Linked DNA regions of Homo sapiens: region 1 is linked to region 2. The links are chromatin loops, found by intact Hi-C in ENCODE. Cell type or tissue: K562. All regions are shown on one strand. Links, peaks and the distances in the headings refer to the core of each region. The heading gives the core; the rest is flanking DNA.

Region 1 (8,345 bases), core at 185-8,184, 60 kb before region 2:
AGTATTTAACATTCAATAAATTTGCTGTTACTATTTATGAATGCTTGTAACTATTTTTATAAGATAAACATTTTCCAGAGAATTGAGTATTTAAATGAGATAAGAAAGGATACTGTCTGATTTCTGAAATTCCTGGAAATATATTGAGTGGACAAGATCAGGAAACAGAATAGCATGGTATAAAAAGCCCTGAATTTGAAGTCTGTGTTCTAGTGCTGGCTGTAATTACCTGGGTCATCTTAGGCAAAGCTATTTATCTTTGAATCTCAGTCATCATCTTATCTATAATATCAGAATTTTATTATGGGCATGAGAGATTATTTTACATTAGAGGGCTTGCTGCAGAGAGGGATTCATCTGCCTTGGTGTGATTTAGTAGAATCAATAGTGTAACATGTAGCAAAAATGCATAGTGGGAGGAGGTGAGAGAGTCAAGAGGACATTGCAAGGGTCTTGCCCAGGAGCTCTGGGCTAAAAAGAACCAGGTGACCCCCCTGGGTTGACAGGAAGGTCTAGAATTGGGTCAACAGAGTTTTTCCTCCAACCTAGGCTTGAAGGAGGGGCCTAGAAAGTATAGCCATAGAGCATGGCTGAGCAGGATGAGAACTCACCACATGGCCTGGGTGTCAAGTGTTCTTTCTAATGGCAGAAGGTGTAAGAGATCCCTGCAGATGGGGGCACCTCTGGCCTGCAAAACCAGAATATCCAGGAAACTTGCTTCTAAGGAAATTCCAGCTCTTTCAGGAAGATTGCCTTGAAAGGGATGGTTCTTGCTATCAAGGAGTGCATGTGTGGATAAAAATACATACCTCTCTGAATTGTCTGAAGGATAATGTACCTAAAGGACTTAGCACAGTGCTTGGTATGTAGCAGGCCTTCACTAAATGACAACTGTCATTGTGTTTACTGTTACTATTATAATTTTCAAATGGGAGAAGGAGGTGTGAGAAATGAAAGCCCATAGAAAAGGCAGACTCTGAATTATTTCTGAGTTACTCTAGAAAGTACTTAAAAACACTTGGTGTTCTCTGGATGAGCAGAACATAATCATAAACTGATGTAGCTCAGATAATTCATCTGAATTATCATGACAGGGGTGGGCCAGGGAAGCCTAGAGATGTGAGGTTTCTAGAGCTGCCTGGAGGGGGCTAATGCTACCCCACAGGCCCATGTCCACTGGGTGTGGGAGGCCTGAGTAAGTCATGGGTGCTCTTGTAAATGAGTAGGTGATTATGTTAAAGCATCAAATCAGCATACATGTATTCATTAATTTGTGTTAAGCAGAAATACTAGGAAGAGGAACTAACAAGTCCCGCCACAGTCCAGGCACTGAGCTTATTTTATACTTTGTAATGGTCTTAGGTGTATCCTTCCTCCCATTTTCTATTTGAGAAGACAGAGGTACAGAGAGCTTAAGTGACTTTTCCTAGCTGGGTCTAAAACTGGGATGGAAACCCAGGGCAATCAGTCCTCCAACTCCCTGTATTTTCCTCCACACGGTATTTTGATTGTGTAAGCTCCTTTCTGCGCCTTCTCTTTCTTGACAGCATTATTTCCTAAGCATTCCTCTATATGCAAGTAATTACTATTTGACATGGTACTTTGCAGTAAAACTGTCCTCTTGTGGGCACTGACCTACATTTTTTGAAGTGTTTTCCTCGTGGTGTTTGTTAACTGTTGCTGAGTAGCCTGCTATTTCTCAGGGTGCTGGTGAATTCGGTGATGGCACATAGCTAAGCAATTGGCATGTTTCATGGCTGCAAACCACCTGTGCCACCAAATAGGAGAAACAAAGGGAAATCAAGTGTACAATATGGTACAAATGTCAAATGCCAAGATTCAAAATTTCTTGTTTTACTGGATGATGGATACTTTTCTAAAACATATGCTTCTTCCTTCACTGTTTTATTTACAGATGGATCATAACTCATACAGCACTAACGTTAAGCATATTTCCTGTTCACTATATTGGACTAAGTTTTTTCTGCTTTTAAACAACGTATCTAAACTTAATATAACATTAAAATATTTACGGTAGTATTGATAATTTCTCCAACTTGGTGTACTGTAAAAATGCAACTAAGGAGAAAAAATTAGGTTATAGTTAAATTAGTAAGACTTATATTCTTTTTAAAAATGAAGAAGCTAGTTAAATTTGGATCTTCGTATTACTATTTTTCATTAATTCTCATTTCAATGTTACAAGAATTAGTTCTAATTCTTGTAATATTAATTACACAAAGAATTAGAACTAATTCTTGTAACATTAAAATCCTTAAAGGCATTCTGTCACATCAAATATATTCATCTTTAATTAGGAATATTTCCAGTTAACTAAAATTAGGTCATGCCAAACTTTCTAAAATACTACGCTCAAAATTCTGGTTGATTTTTGACATCTCCAAAGCATCTATATACAAAATGAAGAATAATCCTTATCAAAAATTTCAGTTTTTATTCAGAAAACACTCCCACATTTACTGTAGTTGCCAGTGCCCTCTACATGTTCACAAAATAATTACTTTTTGAGAAAAATGTTCGAGGAATGTATGAGTCGTTTTCCAGGCAATCACCCACTCCTTTCTCTGATGGTTAGGAGTTTTAGCATTTCACAAGTAAAAACATCACTTTTTGTTATTGATATAAAACCTGGATTTTGAACAATAAGTCCTAAAGCAGCAGAGTGCCGTGGTAAAGAGTGAGATGCTAGAAACCGTTCTGCTGCCTTTCCTTTCAGTGACTTCCCACTGCTTTTGTTCACTGATGTTGTATATACTATAGGGTCCGCCTTCACAACTTTCCACTTGCGTGGAATTCCATCTGTTTAATCAAACTGAAACAAAAGGTAGTGTCAATGTCCTTATATCTTGAAAGATTTCCTTCCTGATATATTATCTTGGTAACCCATTGCATCATTCAGAAGAATAAATACCCCAGCTCAGCACACAGGAAATGTAACAAGAAAAGGAAATAGACGATATTAAGATACGTACATGTGTATATCACACACACACATATACACATGTATGTGACACACACATATACACATGTATGTGACACACACATACACACATATGTATGTGACACACACATACACACATATGTATGTGACACACACATACACATACAATAAATGGAGAAAAACAGAAAGTGTATAAATGGCAAATTCCAATTTTTAATGAAATAAATAAGTAAAAAAGTTCTTATGAATAAATTATTAGCCAGTTCAAAGTAAATAACTGTGTAGCTTGTAAGTTTTTCTTCACAAAAGATGCAAAATCAAGTGAACTCCCTTCCATCTTAGTGACAACTGGGCAGAGTCCAAACTCCTTAGCACAATACACAATGCCATTTACAACCTGACCCTGTCTAGCCTTTTTAGATTTGTCTCTGTCACTTTGTCTCCATTCTGTATTTCAGCCAAACTCAACTATATTCCCTTTCTCCTGAATCTCTCATGCATTTTCAAGCCTCTCTGCATTTGCCTGCGCTGCTCTGTCTGTTCAAAATTCCTGCCTGGCAAACTCCTACCCATTCTTCAATGTCCCTTCTTCTTTCCTTTGCATAGTCACTGTCACAGTTCTCTGTGCATGTTTTTGCTATAATAGTCAATGGACTGAATTGCATTTAAAAAAAAATTTCCATGTCCTTATCCACTATTAACAGTGAATATCTCAATGACTAGGACTATATCATATTCATCTCATCTCCCCAGGACATGACAGGACTTATTGAGGAGAGACTCAATAAGTGTTGGTTCAATTAATAAATTAAACAAGAGGATTCCAGAGAGTCAATAAAGGGGAGTGAAAAAGTAGAGTGGGAGGTGGCTCAGCCTTTAAACAAAGAGACAATGAATTCACCATATTTGTATGAAATTCCCTAGCATGATACTTCGTTGTCCCAGCAGAGGTCTTCACTCATCAGCTAAGAATAGGGGGAAGGTCTGGCAGCTCAGGCATCACACAGGAGAGAAGCGTTCCTCCACAAGGAGACTCATGTTACAGTAGCACTTCTGGAGGCTTCCTACCCTCCCCTCTCCTACCTTAGCCTGTGGTAGTGTCCTCTTACTTCCTTCCAAAAATAGTCTAGGGAAGAGGACCAGGACCTAGATGATTTCATCAAGTTGGGTTCTGGGCACACTCCAACAAGCTAGGTTACAGACCTACATGTAGGAATTTATAGTTTGCAAAGCACTGTCACATAGGCACATATATCACCTCATTTAATCTTATTTCGGGCTAACTTAGGTCATCAGATGTAGAAGAAATCTTAACTTAAATAGTCTAAGGTAAGCCACCCTGATAAACCCAGCCTAATTGCATGTTAAAACTCACTTTGGAGTGTGAAGATAGATGATGGTATCCTTGTTATAACCAAATATTAATAAAATGTTTTGTTGTTTTAAAAGTAATAGACAGTGTAAAAAATTAAACTATGTAAAAGGCTACAAAATAATATACAAATGTAATCTTCCTATTCTAACCTCAAGAACCCCATTCTTACCCTGCTAAGGTAACCACCATGAAAACTTTCTTCTATATCCTTCTAGAAATGTTTTCAGTGTATATGTGTGCATACATATACATACATATGGGTTACATAAAAATATTACAAGTATTTATAAGTGTAAATGTATGTGCCTTATGTAAATATACATTTATGTATAAATTATGATCATTAACATATAAAACATGTAACAAAATCATACCTATATATGTGTGTATATATACATATATATACAATAATTCTATATAAAATCCTATCTATGTGGTGTGTGTGTATGTGCAACCATGAACCTAGCACTGTACTGGATATTGAGGGGAATGGTTGCTGGTGGAGGCTGGTGATTGTGTAAAAGGAAGAGATAGTTCTGCACAGATGGTAGCATTATTTCTGATTATATGCCAAAGTTAATATACTGGATCGGGTACCAGTTTTTTTGTGGGTAAAGCATATAGCTAGCTGTTCACACAGTGCCAACTTACTTTCTGGGCCCAGGCTGATTTGGTCAGAGAACCTTCTTCCCTAGGAAGCTTGATCTGTAGTTCCCCTTATCTAGTGACACGTAGGAGTTGCTTTGCTGTTACAGCAACAGCCTGTAACTGTTTGACTTCCAAGACTGACCTGCTGGTTCCTTTGAAAACAAACCCATTGGAGTGACCAGTGAAGTCATCTATGGTGGTAATTGACTGTTTATTGTCTCCACTTGGCCTCCCTGCCAGTGACTAGAGGGTAAACACAATGTTTCAATCATCTTTGTTGCCCCAGCACAGACTCCACACTTCAATGTGCATTTGTTGAACAGATCCAAAGCTGCAATTGGCACTTAACACAGTATCTCACCTGCAGAGTCTCCACTTTGGAGAGGTAGATGCCCTTTCTTTATGATACGTTATCAAAGGCATCCTCTCTTCTAGACACCATGTGGAAGTACATCATTGATCTTTAATGCTTCTGGTTTCCTCTTTTACCCTTAAACTGCTTTTGAACTGTCAAACTGAAGCAAGCCATTTGGTGATTTCTATGCTTGGCATCTGGGGTTATTTGGGGTGTGGATGAGGGCAATTGCTTTATATTCTGAAACACTCATGCAGAGCCTGAGTAATCTTTGCTTTTCTGGGGAAGGAATAGCTTACAGTCTCTTAGGAAGTATGCAGCGCAAAAAGAGAATAAAGCAATGACAAAACAACAACAGCAACAACAAAATGGAAAAAAGATAAAAGACTAAGAACTTAAACTCTACAAATTTATGCACACACATTCTTTAATGAATTAGTTTCTAGACTTGAAAGCAGTTCAGCTAGACCGGAATACATCAACAGTCTTAGTTCTGTCATGGAGTCTCCAGGGAGGACTGCTAACTCCAGCCTCAGCCTCCTCATCTGTGGCACGGGTTCACTGGGAAAGAGGAATTAACTCAAGACACAGTAGTTGGCATTGACTCTCTGATGAAGTTCCAAGTGGGAGAGTTAGTATACTTGTGTATATGGAGAGAGCAGAAGCTACAGGGATATGGATTTTGACTCCATTTAAGGAAGAACTCTCAAATACAAAGCTTTCCTAAGGTGGAATGGCCACTTTGTAAGGTGATATATTATTTGATACTGAAAATATTTGAAATGTCCTGGATATAAGAATGTATTAAGTGGATTCCAAGTTCCCTGACATCTTTTACAAATATGATTTTGTGTCTCGTTGATCGCTAAGGCAGCATTGTACTATATAACTTTCTGCAGTGATGGAAATGTTCCGTATCTGTGAGGTCCAAAATGGTAGTCACTGACTACCTGTGCTTATTGAGCACTTGTATGACTGAGGAACTGATTTTTTAATTTAATTTAATTCTAATTAATTTAAATAGCTACACGTGGCTAGTGGCTACCATATTAGACAGTGCTGCTCTAAAATCTCTACCAGCTCTATAGTTTGAATTTTTTAAGCTCTCATCATTATCATTTTATAATCAAATACTGTGTCCTGGACACTGCGTATAAAATTGCTCTATTTAGGATATGGTCCTGCTTTAGAAAAAAATCACCTTCTTGAGAGAAAAGTAGAACCCATGTAAAAACACTGAATTGGAATAAGGAATAAGGATACATAGCAAATAAACTACTGCCAAACTAGAAAGTGCCCATGTCCAAACACTCTATTGTAGAGCCACAATTAAAACACAGGTGTTTCTAAGAAGCATAAAGATACGAAGACCAGCTCCTGTCCTTTGCTGTCTTTGGGGTGGGAGGGAAGTAGCTTTAGGCTCGAGGCTCCCACTGATGTGTTATTGTGCTGAATGCAGGATTCTTCCCTCAGTACCTACTCAATGGTCTGCTAGTGTTTTCCTATACATTAAGAGTAATAGAGGCCGGGCACGGTGGTTCACTGCGCCAAAGCTTTGTATTTCAGAGTTCTTCCTTAAATGGAGTCAAAATCCATATCCCTGTAACTTCTGCTCTCTCTATATACACAAATGTACTAACTCTCCCATCTGGAACTTCATCAGAGAGTCAATGCCAACTACTGTGTCTTGAGTTAATCCCAGCACTCTGGGAGGCCAAGGCAGGCGGATCACGAGGTCAGGAGATTGAGACCATCCTGGCTGACGTGGTGAAACCCTGTCTCTACTAAAAATACAAAAATTAGCCAGGTGTGGTGGCGGGCGCCTGTAGTCCCAGCTACTTGGGAGGCTGAGGCAGGAGAATGGTGTGAACCCAGAAGGCAGAGCTTGCAGTGAGCCAAGATCGTGCCACTGTACTCCAGCCTGGGCAACAGAGCGAGACTCTGTCAAAAAAAAAAAAAAAAAAGAGTAATAGAGATGTAGAACAATGTGATAAAGTGACTTCAAGCTTCATGTTACTTCACCAGAAAGAAGAAGGTCTTTGAGTTGGATTTTATCATTTTAGATGAGGAAGAAGCCCTGAAATCTAATCCTCATATTTTACAGAGAAGAAAACTGACACCTGAAACCCAGAAAAGACTTGTGCGTTGTACAGTCATGTGGTTATTTAATAGTAGACTATTTCATTTGTGTAAATTAATAATGTAGTAAATAACAGTTATTCTTCTTCTAAAATGTAATCTTTTTCTAAAAAAAAAAAAAAAAAATGGCGCCTCCCAAGAGCTTCTTGGAGTTGAAGGAGAGTCAAGCACATCATCTAACAGCATTTCTCTGGAGTGTTTCACAGCTCTCCTGTTTCTTAAAGGGGTGACACAGACATTTATTGAAAACCTGGTTTGAGGACTGGACTGAACTTCTGCTTGTGTTTATTTCAGCTAAGACGTGGTCTCCCCAGACCTGGTCCCAAGAACAACTGTCATGTGCTCAAGGTCTGCTCTGGGACCATATTCTCTCCAAACAAGGCTCTTTATAGCAGTTGCCAAGAAGAAATTCTTTCTTCTTATAATTCATTGAACATCCTTGTAAGTCACCTAGAGAATGGCAAAATCTAAACAAACAAGTTCTGTTTTCAATTTGTCTTCCTGAAAACCAAACTTCACCCACATGAAACTAGCTAGCATGCCTCAAATACTGAAAGCTTCTAGGTACTTTCTGAGTTTGCTCTGACTCATGTCTTACCTACATATTTATTCTTAATTAAAAAGAATCAAATAAAAGACAGAAGAGAAATTGGGCGCTCTTTCAACAAATTGATTCTTCGTATACCTTCATTTTTTCTTCATTACCATGTGAACCTCTTTCTTTTTCCTTGGAATGAATAGAGAATTCAGATAACTAACATATTTGGAAGATTTTTTAATGGAACATTTAGATTTTACAAGTTCAGCAATTTAAGGAAAGCCACTCTATATCAAGTGCTATGATCTAATCAGATTTCTTTTCATAA
Region 2 (8,345 bases), core at 68-8,067:
TTCCCAAATAGTTTTCCTGCTTTTGTCCTTGCCCCTCACCAAAATCTATCTGCAACAAAACAACTTGAATGGTCCCTTTAAAAACCAATCAGAGTATGCCACCTCTCAGCTCAAAATCTTCCAACACTTCCCATATAATTCAGAGTAAAACCTGAGTCCTACAAGGGTTACTTGGTCACATCTCTTCCACCTCCAGCCTCTCTAACCTTGTTTTCACTCTTTTTACTTGACTCCAGCCACATTGGCGCTCTTTCTGTTCTCCAGCATTACAGGAACACTCTCTCCTAAGGCATTTGCACTTTTTATTTCCTCTGTTTGGATGCTCTCCTGCCAAATGTCCATGTGGCCCATTCCCTCACCTCCTTTATGACTTTACTCAAATATCATCTTCTCCACCAGGTCTTGCCTCACTACCACCTTACTTTAAATTGCCCAAATACCTCTGCTTTATTTTTCTTCATAGCACTTACCACCCTGGACACATATATTTTAACCATTTACGTGTTTATAGTCTCTGTCTTCCACTAGAATATAAGTTCCATGTGGACAGGAATTTTTGTCTTTTTTATTCACTGCTGTATGTCTGGCTATTAGACCAATGTCCTGAACATTGAAAAAACTCATTAAATATTTGCAGAAAGAATTGGTGGGTTCTGCAATGAAGGTCTCCCACAGCGTTTTCATTCCTAACACACAATTTGCCTTCTATTTATTATGCAATTTGTGTGCTATTGATTTTTTCCCTTATAACTTCTTCCTATTATCTATCTTGTATCTTCTGCAAATATTCCCCCATTCTCTTATCAGATGTAACCACACCTCTTCTTTATTTTTGAAACTGGACTTCAGCAGTATGAAACTTGAAAGATAAAAATGGAAACGTTCTTCCACTTATCATTAAAATTTTAGCAAAAATATTTTTCTATAGAAAACTTCTGGGTTTGTATTGTCTAGAATTCTTCTGGCAAATAAAATATCCAATCATACAACGAACACCCTTCCATATTATATCTCCTCCCCCTTTACAAAAATAGAAAATTCGAAGCATCTATACGTTCATTTATGAGTCTCTAAAAGAGTTCTACCTTCTCTCAAAATGAAATACTGTGGAACAATCATATAATGGAATTGAACACATCAATAAGTTGAGAGAGAGTATAAACGGGTGCTTCTGGGGTACTAGTAATGTTGTATTTCTTGACCTATAAGATGGTATTTGTTGAGTTGTATACTTATGATTAATACCATTTTTTTCTCTATGTATGTTATATTTCAATAAAAAATTGAAAATAAATGATGGAAAAGTGTTTTTTAAAAAGTTCTATCTGATAAATGACACACAGCAGAAGCTGGAGAAGGCTATGGAGAGGGAAAACAATTGGCTAGGTGATAACTGGGAAGAGAGTGAGGTAAAAGCCCAGAAGTTGCCACAGGATTCTAAGTTGTGGTACTTCAGTCAACAAGAACAACTTTAAGATTTTTTTAAAACTAGTGCTGATCACGTCACCATCTTCCTGGTGAGAGATGGCCGAGAAGTGGTCAGTTTGGGGAGGAAAGGGTTTTTTTGTGTGTGTTTGTGTGTGTGTATATGTATATGTGTTCTTTCCCCTATAATCTTTTTTTTTTTTTTTTTTTTTTCTTGAGACATGGTCTTGCTCCATCACCTAGGCTGGAGTACAGTGATGTGATCTCAGCTCACTGCAACCTACACCTCCCATGTTCAAGTGATTCTCCTGCCTCAGTCTCCCAAGAAGCTGGGACTACAGATGAGTGCCACCATGTGGAGCTAATTTTTGTATTTTTAGTAGAGACGGGGTTTCACCATGTTGCCCAGCCCTACGTTCCTCACACATCATAGGTAAGTAGGTGATGAGTTAAGGATTCAGGTGCCTGTGATTTACTAAGGAGACGCTCCCAGATAAATCAGTAATTGAGTGAGAAAAGCAGGATAGGGAAGGGGAAAGCCAAGCCAGGGCATGATTTTAGGTGACTCCCCAGGTTCAGCCTGATCCTGTGGGATCCTCAGGGCATAAATTACCCTGCGGAGTTGTCAGCTGTGCTTGGAGGCAAAGGGGCTGGGCTTTTTGTCCTCCCACACTAGCCACTCACCTCTACCAAGCTTCAGAATTCTGAAGAGGCTGCTCCAGTGCATACCAATTGCATAATAAAGAGAGGGCAATCCTCTGAGTGTCCCAAACACAAGCTGGTATCAAAGCATGCAGAAGATTGGGGGATGAGCATACAGAGCTGATAAAAAGAATCCAAGGAGATCTGGGCAGGTGGAGTGCATTTTTTTCCTTTAAAAAGTTTATTTTTAAAATAGGAGGGCTTAAGGCAAAGATAAATTATATTGTCATAATAGAGGGAGTTTCAGGAAAGTTAGGATATATTTGTTCATGTAAAATTATGTATAATTACATATATTTATTATATATATTTTATATAGATTATTTCTTTTTTTGGTCACAATTTATCTTTAAGCCCATTTAACCTAAAGGAGTCCAGTTTACGGAGATGAATACAGTTGCAGCACGAAGAGCGAGTGCTCAAGTGAGAGAATATGACACTACTGATGTGTACCCTACATCCTACATACCAAGAGGACCTGCTACTTCCTCCTGACCAACCAACCCCTACCCCAGGGCAGCCATCACTTCCATGCCACAAACTGAATAAATTCTCCCAGATAGGGATATTTATATTAATGCAGGATTTTTGCTCCTTAGCTCAGCTAGGTCTGGCTTCTTTTCTCACAACCAGGAAAAATTAGGTGCACCGAACCAAGAGAGTGAGCGGAGTAGAATTTATTAAGCAAAAGGAAAGCTCTCAGCAAAGAGAGGGGTCCTGAAATCCGGTTGCCTCCTTCACAGTTAAATATCCCAGCTTAAGGCATGAATTCCTGGAGGCTCTACCCCTTCCTTGCAGTGCGCATTCGGGCCCTTAGACTGAGCCGCTCCATATTGATTTGTTTCCCTTACTGCACTTGTGTTAAGGAATGGAATTTTCCACCGCAGGCATGTTTAGGCAAGCTCCCTTATCTGCGCAAAACATCTGGTATAAACACTTGTAGGACGGGTCAGAGATTCTAGGGGACCCTTCCCTTACTGTCTGCCTAAAGCAAGCTGGCTAACTTCTTTCAATATTATTGGAACATAGGGCAGTTGTCAGGTTCTAAGCTTCTAGTAAGCCTCTCCCTTTCTTGTTTGACCCAGTGAGAACAAAACATTCCTTGGAGGGTCCCTTCGGGAGAAACTCCATTGCGAATAGAATTAAAATATTTACACCTGTTGATTAATAAATCCATCCTGAAGGGAGAAGAGAGATTGGAGCTGCTCACACTGAAGAAGGTAGACAACGAAAGGGTGCGGCCAAAATGGAAACAGAATCATTGACAAAATGGCGTGTGGGAAAGTGCTTCACATTGCTTACCCAAAACTTTTCCAATATACTGAGTCCCCAGTGAGGAGAGACCTAAGTGGCATTATAGTTTGAAGTAGAAGTGCCATGATACAACTTTTGTTCTAAAGTTATTACTGATGGATCAAAACCTGTTAAATGACTTGAGTTGTGACTATGAGCAATATATGTACCGTGTGTCACAGGGAACATTTCCTATTTGCCTCTCTTATTGTCACTTTTTCATTTCCCAACAGAAGCTTTCACTATGTCCTTTTAAAAAGATACCTTTTAAAGAAGAGGACATGCTGCCACCTATTGAAACAACGCAAATACATACAGACACCCAGTTCTAAGAACATCAGGACCTTGTCACCCCGTACCCGGCGAAAAGCAAACAATGTAAATTCTAAAAAAAATTCTCAACTTTTTCTATCCTGGACTTTACAAAGATTTCCGCTACCTAAATCAGTTCTAAAAGGAGCCTCAGGGCCAGGAAAATCATTTCTTCTTGGACCCACAGAACTTAAGTGTGAAGAACAGGACTGTTTGAAACATGCTGTGACATACCTTTCGGGATGGACCTGCTCACACAGAAACAGCAGAGAAGGGAGCTCGCAGGATCCTGAAACTGGCAGAATGCCTGGTCACTGGCTCTTGGTAACGTGACCTTAATCTAGTCGGGGTTCTCTTTAGTTCTTTAACTGGGAAATTGTTATGCTTTATCCTTCATTTGTGAAGAAGCCAGAAACATGCTGCAGATTTCCTCATCTGTGAAACAGCTGTAATAATTCAGCCTCTCTAAGATCATAGAATGTTCACAAAGATAAAATGGAATAAGGTATGGGAAAATGTCTTATAAAGTGTTTACACATTCAACAATGTAGAAGCTTGTTTTCAGACTTATTTTGCCTGTAGTGACAATAGCTTGTGCTGAATTCCCACCTCATCCCACTTAGGGAATTTCTTTCATGACAAATAGCCCATGTGAGAACCTCCTTTCTACAACCTTGGCCTCATTGAACTGTATTTTAATACACAGTTTCTTAATAATTGAAGAAGTCATTTAAAAAAATGTTCCCAGTGTTTGCCACAGAAGATTTGAGGTTGCAGCATTTTAATTAAACACATAAATTAAATCTTCTTTTACAGCTGCCTTTGATCACACTTCCTTCTTCCAAAAGTTTATCATTATTTTCTGCGTAATATATGTTTCCTCAATATAGTCTGAATGTTTTAACTACTTCTGCGTTATTTAGTGTCTTTTATCCCTTGATTCTGCTCACTTCTAGTCTAGCCTCTGTTGCTTCTACATTTAATGTTGTAACTTCTTTTTCTCTGTTGAAAAGCAACAAAAAACCAAAACCCTTTGTTTTTGTCTGCCTAACATCTATCCTCCTTCTTCCATTATCAGAATCCCTCTTTTTCTTTGCAAATCCCTCATTGCTCAACTATCAGCCTATGTGGTCAACTGGGGTTGGTCTCACTCCATCCCCAGCTCCAGGTGTGAGTACATAACACAAGCTAGAGCAATGGGAAGACTTTCTGTACTATTTCTTGTAATTATTTAGAGAGAGATATTATTTTCTTACTGGGGTTGCTAAGCTGATGAGATTTGGGCTAGAGTACCAGTGGCCATCTTTATCATTCTCTGGGGAATGCCTTCCGACTCCAGACAAAAGCCGAGTAAGAGAAAGGGAGATAGATTGTGCCTGAAGGTTCACCATTAACCTATTTATGTGAGCCAAAAAGAAAAAAAAATCCTCTTTTATATTTAAGCCTGTTTCAATTGTATTTCTGTCACTTACAATTGAAGAGTGCTGAATTCATAGACTCCTCAATTCCACACTTTAAATTATCTTCCACACAACTTTTATAAAAGAATGATGGTATTCAGATCCTCACCAAACCCCTAGTTAAATGAAATTAAGGTGTAACCCCCCTCTAGGAGTATCCTCTCTGGCTAACCAACTGTAGAAAATAAGAATGTAGAATCCCCTTCCCACTCTTTGTAAAATGAGCCCGGTCAGTTTATGAAGCCTACTAGTCAACTTAGAGCATTAGGTCTTAGCAGTAGTAGGCTGGCTTCTTGCAGGTTACAGAGCCAGATACAGAGTCCACTCCCTGAATACATGCTTTGTAGTAAGGCTACATTACCATGAAAATGGCAGAAAAGTCCCTAATCATGTAGAAGAGTTACACTGAGTAAAACATTCTGAGATCCCACAGTTGTTTGTACTGTTTATGTTCCTTTGACAATCAGAAAACATCACTTTGTCAAGCACGGATTGGTAACATATTAAAACATACAGAATTTGGTGTAATATCCTATATTTTTTCTGGTCTGGAATCTACTACAGAAAATAGATCTTGCTGGAAAGGATTTAGAGTCTAGTGGGGGAGACATAACAATTAAAATTCATAATTACAGCACAGTGTGGTACACTCTGTGATAGGTGAATGTTCACTACTATGGGTATCTAGGTGTGGTGGTGGACGCCTGTAGTCCCAGGTACTCAGGAGGCTAAGACTGGAGGATTGCTTGAGCCCAGGAATTCAAGTTCAGCCTGGGCAACATAGCGAAACCCATCTCTAAAAGAAATACTATGGGAAAGCTCTGATTCTGGTAATGGTCAAGTAGTTTAGACCAACTATCCCACAAATAACAATGATAAGCCTCAAATAAAATATGAAAAGCCACTATTTATAATTCACCCACCAAGAACAGTGAAAAGTAGGCAAAAAGTGAAGAGAGTTTGATTACTGAAAGAAGAAAATCATAACGAGTGAGAGCTACATTTAGATGACTTTTGCCTTGGGGGCTCTCTCCAATCCATGAGATGTAGGGAAACCAGAACTCAAGCAGAAGTTTTCAGTGTATTGATTTGCAGGATCAGAGAACACAGTTTGGGGTGGCAGAGTAGCTGGAAATTGAGGGAGAAAGTTGGAGTAGGGAGCCTCTAAACCTGCCTATAAACTGCCTCAAATCCTTGAACAGTCCCTGAACTGTGCATGGACAAGAGAGACTTCAGGAGCCCAATGGACAGCACTATCTAAAAGGCTCAGCAGAGATTTCAGCTGGTATTCACTTCAGTATAGATAGAGCTGGCATATAGTTCCCATCAAGTCAGAGAGACTTGGTAAACACCTTGGGCTTTCCATTGAAACCTCACAGAGGCTAGTCCTTAGCAGTCAAGATATAGGAATTAATCCTAAGACTAAAAGCAAAACAAAAACAAACATATCCTAACAAAAATGTGAAATCATGCCTCCACAAATTCAAGTGATGAGCCAGTAATTTAAATGCCTACTACAACAAATAGCATCATCTCTAGAGAAAGATAACAGATTGCAGTCTCTACAATGTATCATGCATAACATCAGTATACAAAAAATAATAGGCACACAAAGAAATAGGAAAATATGAGTATAGAAAGCACTTAAGAGAAACATACCCCAGGATAATCCAAAGATTGGTATTGGCAGACAATAACTTTAAAGCAACTGTTATAAATGTGCTCAAGGGCTTAAAGGAAAAATGGTTATAGTGAGTGAATAGATGAGAGTCTTAGGAAACACAGAAATTATAAAAGCAGTGGTAATTATAAAACCAAGGAGTATAATATCAGAAGTAAAAAAACCACTGGATGGACTTAATTGGTTGAATATAGCAGAATAAAGGGTCAGTGGACTTGTACACATATATTTGAACATTCCCATTTGAAGAACACAGAGAATGAAAGTTGAAGAGTGGTTAGAACCTTGGGGACATAGAATAACATCAATTGGTCTAAAATGTGAAATTGGAGTCCCAGAGGGAAACAAGGGAGATAATGAAGCAGAAAAAATCTATAAAAATGGTGGCCAAAAATTTTCCAAATTGGGTAAAAAACATTAACATGTGGACCTAAGCACCTTAGAGGATCTCAAGCAGTATAAATGCAAAGAAGATGATGCCTACCATAGTTAAACTGGTAAAACCAATGGAAAATTGAAAAAAATTTAAAGCATCCAGAAGAGAAAAAAAGATGCCTTATTTACGGGAAAAAGATGACGAGAATGATATCTGACTTCTCATCAGAAACAAAGACAGAAGAAAATGAAAAAACTGATAAAACAAATTTGAGATATTAATAAAACATTTAAAAAGATGACAATGAAAAAACATCCTTAGCATGCCTTAAAGAAACTAAACCCCAAATTCTATATTCAATAAAAATATCCTTCAAAAATTCGGCAAAACAAATGTATTTTCAAAAAAAGTTTTAAAAGCGAATAGATTTCCTACAAAAACTATTAAAGGAAATCCTTCAAACTAAAGGAAATAATAGCAGATAGAAATTTGTCTATGGCCATACCACCCTGACCATGCCCAATGGCATCTGATCTCAGAAGAAATTCAGATATACAAGAAAAAATAAAGAATAATAGAAATAGTTGATATATGGGTAAATATTGAATGATATCATTTTTCTTCTCTTAATTTCCTTCAAAGACAAGTAACTGTTTAATGCCAAAAATTAAAATTATAACATCTTCTTGTGGAGATTATAAAAAATCTATAATAACAGCACACAAGATGGAGTAGTGGTAAATTAAATTACATTGTTTAGGATTCTTAAATTTAACATGAAGTGGTACAAATTAACACTACACAGACTATGATGAATTAAAAATTTATATCATAATCCTAGTAGTAGCTCAAAAGGATTAAAAAAGGAATACCAGGCCGGGCATGGTGGCTCACGCCTGTAATCCCAGCACTATGGGAGGCCGAGGCGGGTGGACCACTTGAGGTCAGGAGTTCGAGACCAGTCTGGCCAGCATGGTGAAACCCCGTCTCTACTAAAAGTACAAAAATTAGCTGGGCATGGTGTGGGTGCCTGTAATCTCAGCTACTCGGGAGGCTGAGGCAAGAGAATCTCTTGAACCCAGGAGGTGGAGGTTGC

Evidence for each region. A loop is a pair of places that touch in the nucleus more often than their neighbours do. Peaks named below come from ENCODE experiments on the same cell type or tissue, not always from the same donor. Only the 100,000 strongest peaks of a DNase experiment are listed, where the experiment ranks them.
Region 1: a loop joins it to region 2, with 2.2 times the contacts of the local background. A loop is called at or near these places in 12 of 110 quality-filtered maps.

Annotation. Positions count from the first base shown.
Region 1 is chr4:122,658,587-122,666,931 of GRCh38, reverse strand. The region is part of intron 10 of IL21-AS1 (IL21 antisense RNA 1); the gene reads right to left. Among named protein-coding and RNA genes, the nearest start is that of IL21, 42 kb to the right of the region's middle. In K562, for the core only: no CTCF peak of the experiment used is centred there; a DNase peak (open chromatin) is centred at 5,071.
Region 2 is chr4:122,598,117-122,606,461 of GRCh38, reverse strand. No RefSeq gene overlaps it. Among named protein-coding and RNA genes, the nearest start is that of IL21-AS1, 17 kb to the left of the region's middle. In K562, for the core only: a CTCF peak has its summit at 3,713; DNase peaks (open chromatin) are centred at 3,041 and 3,721; H3K4me3 peaks cover 504 bases.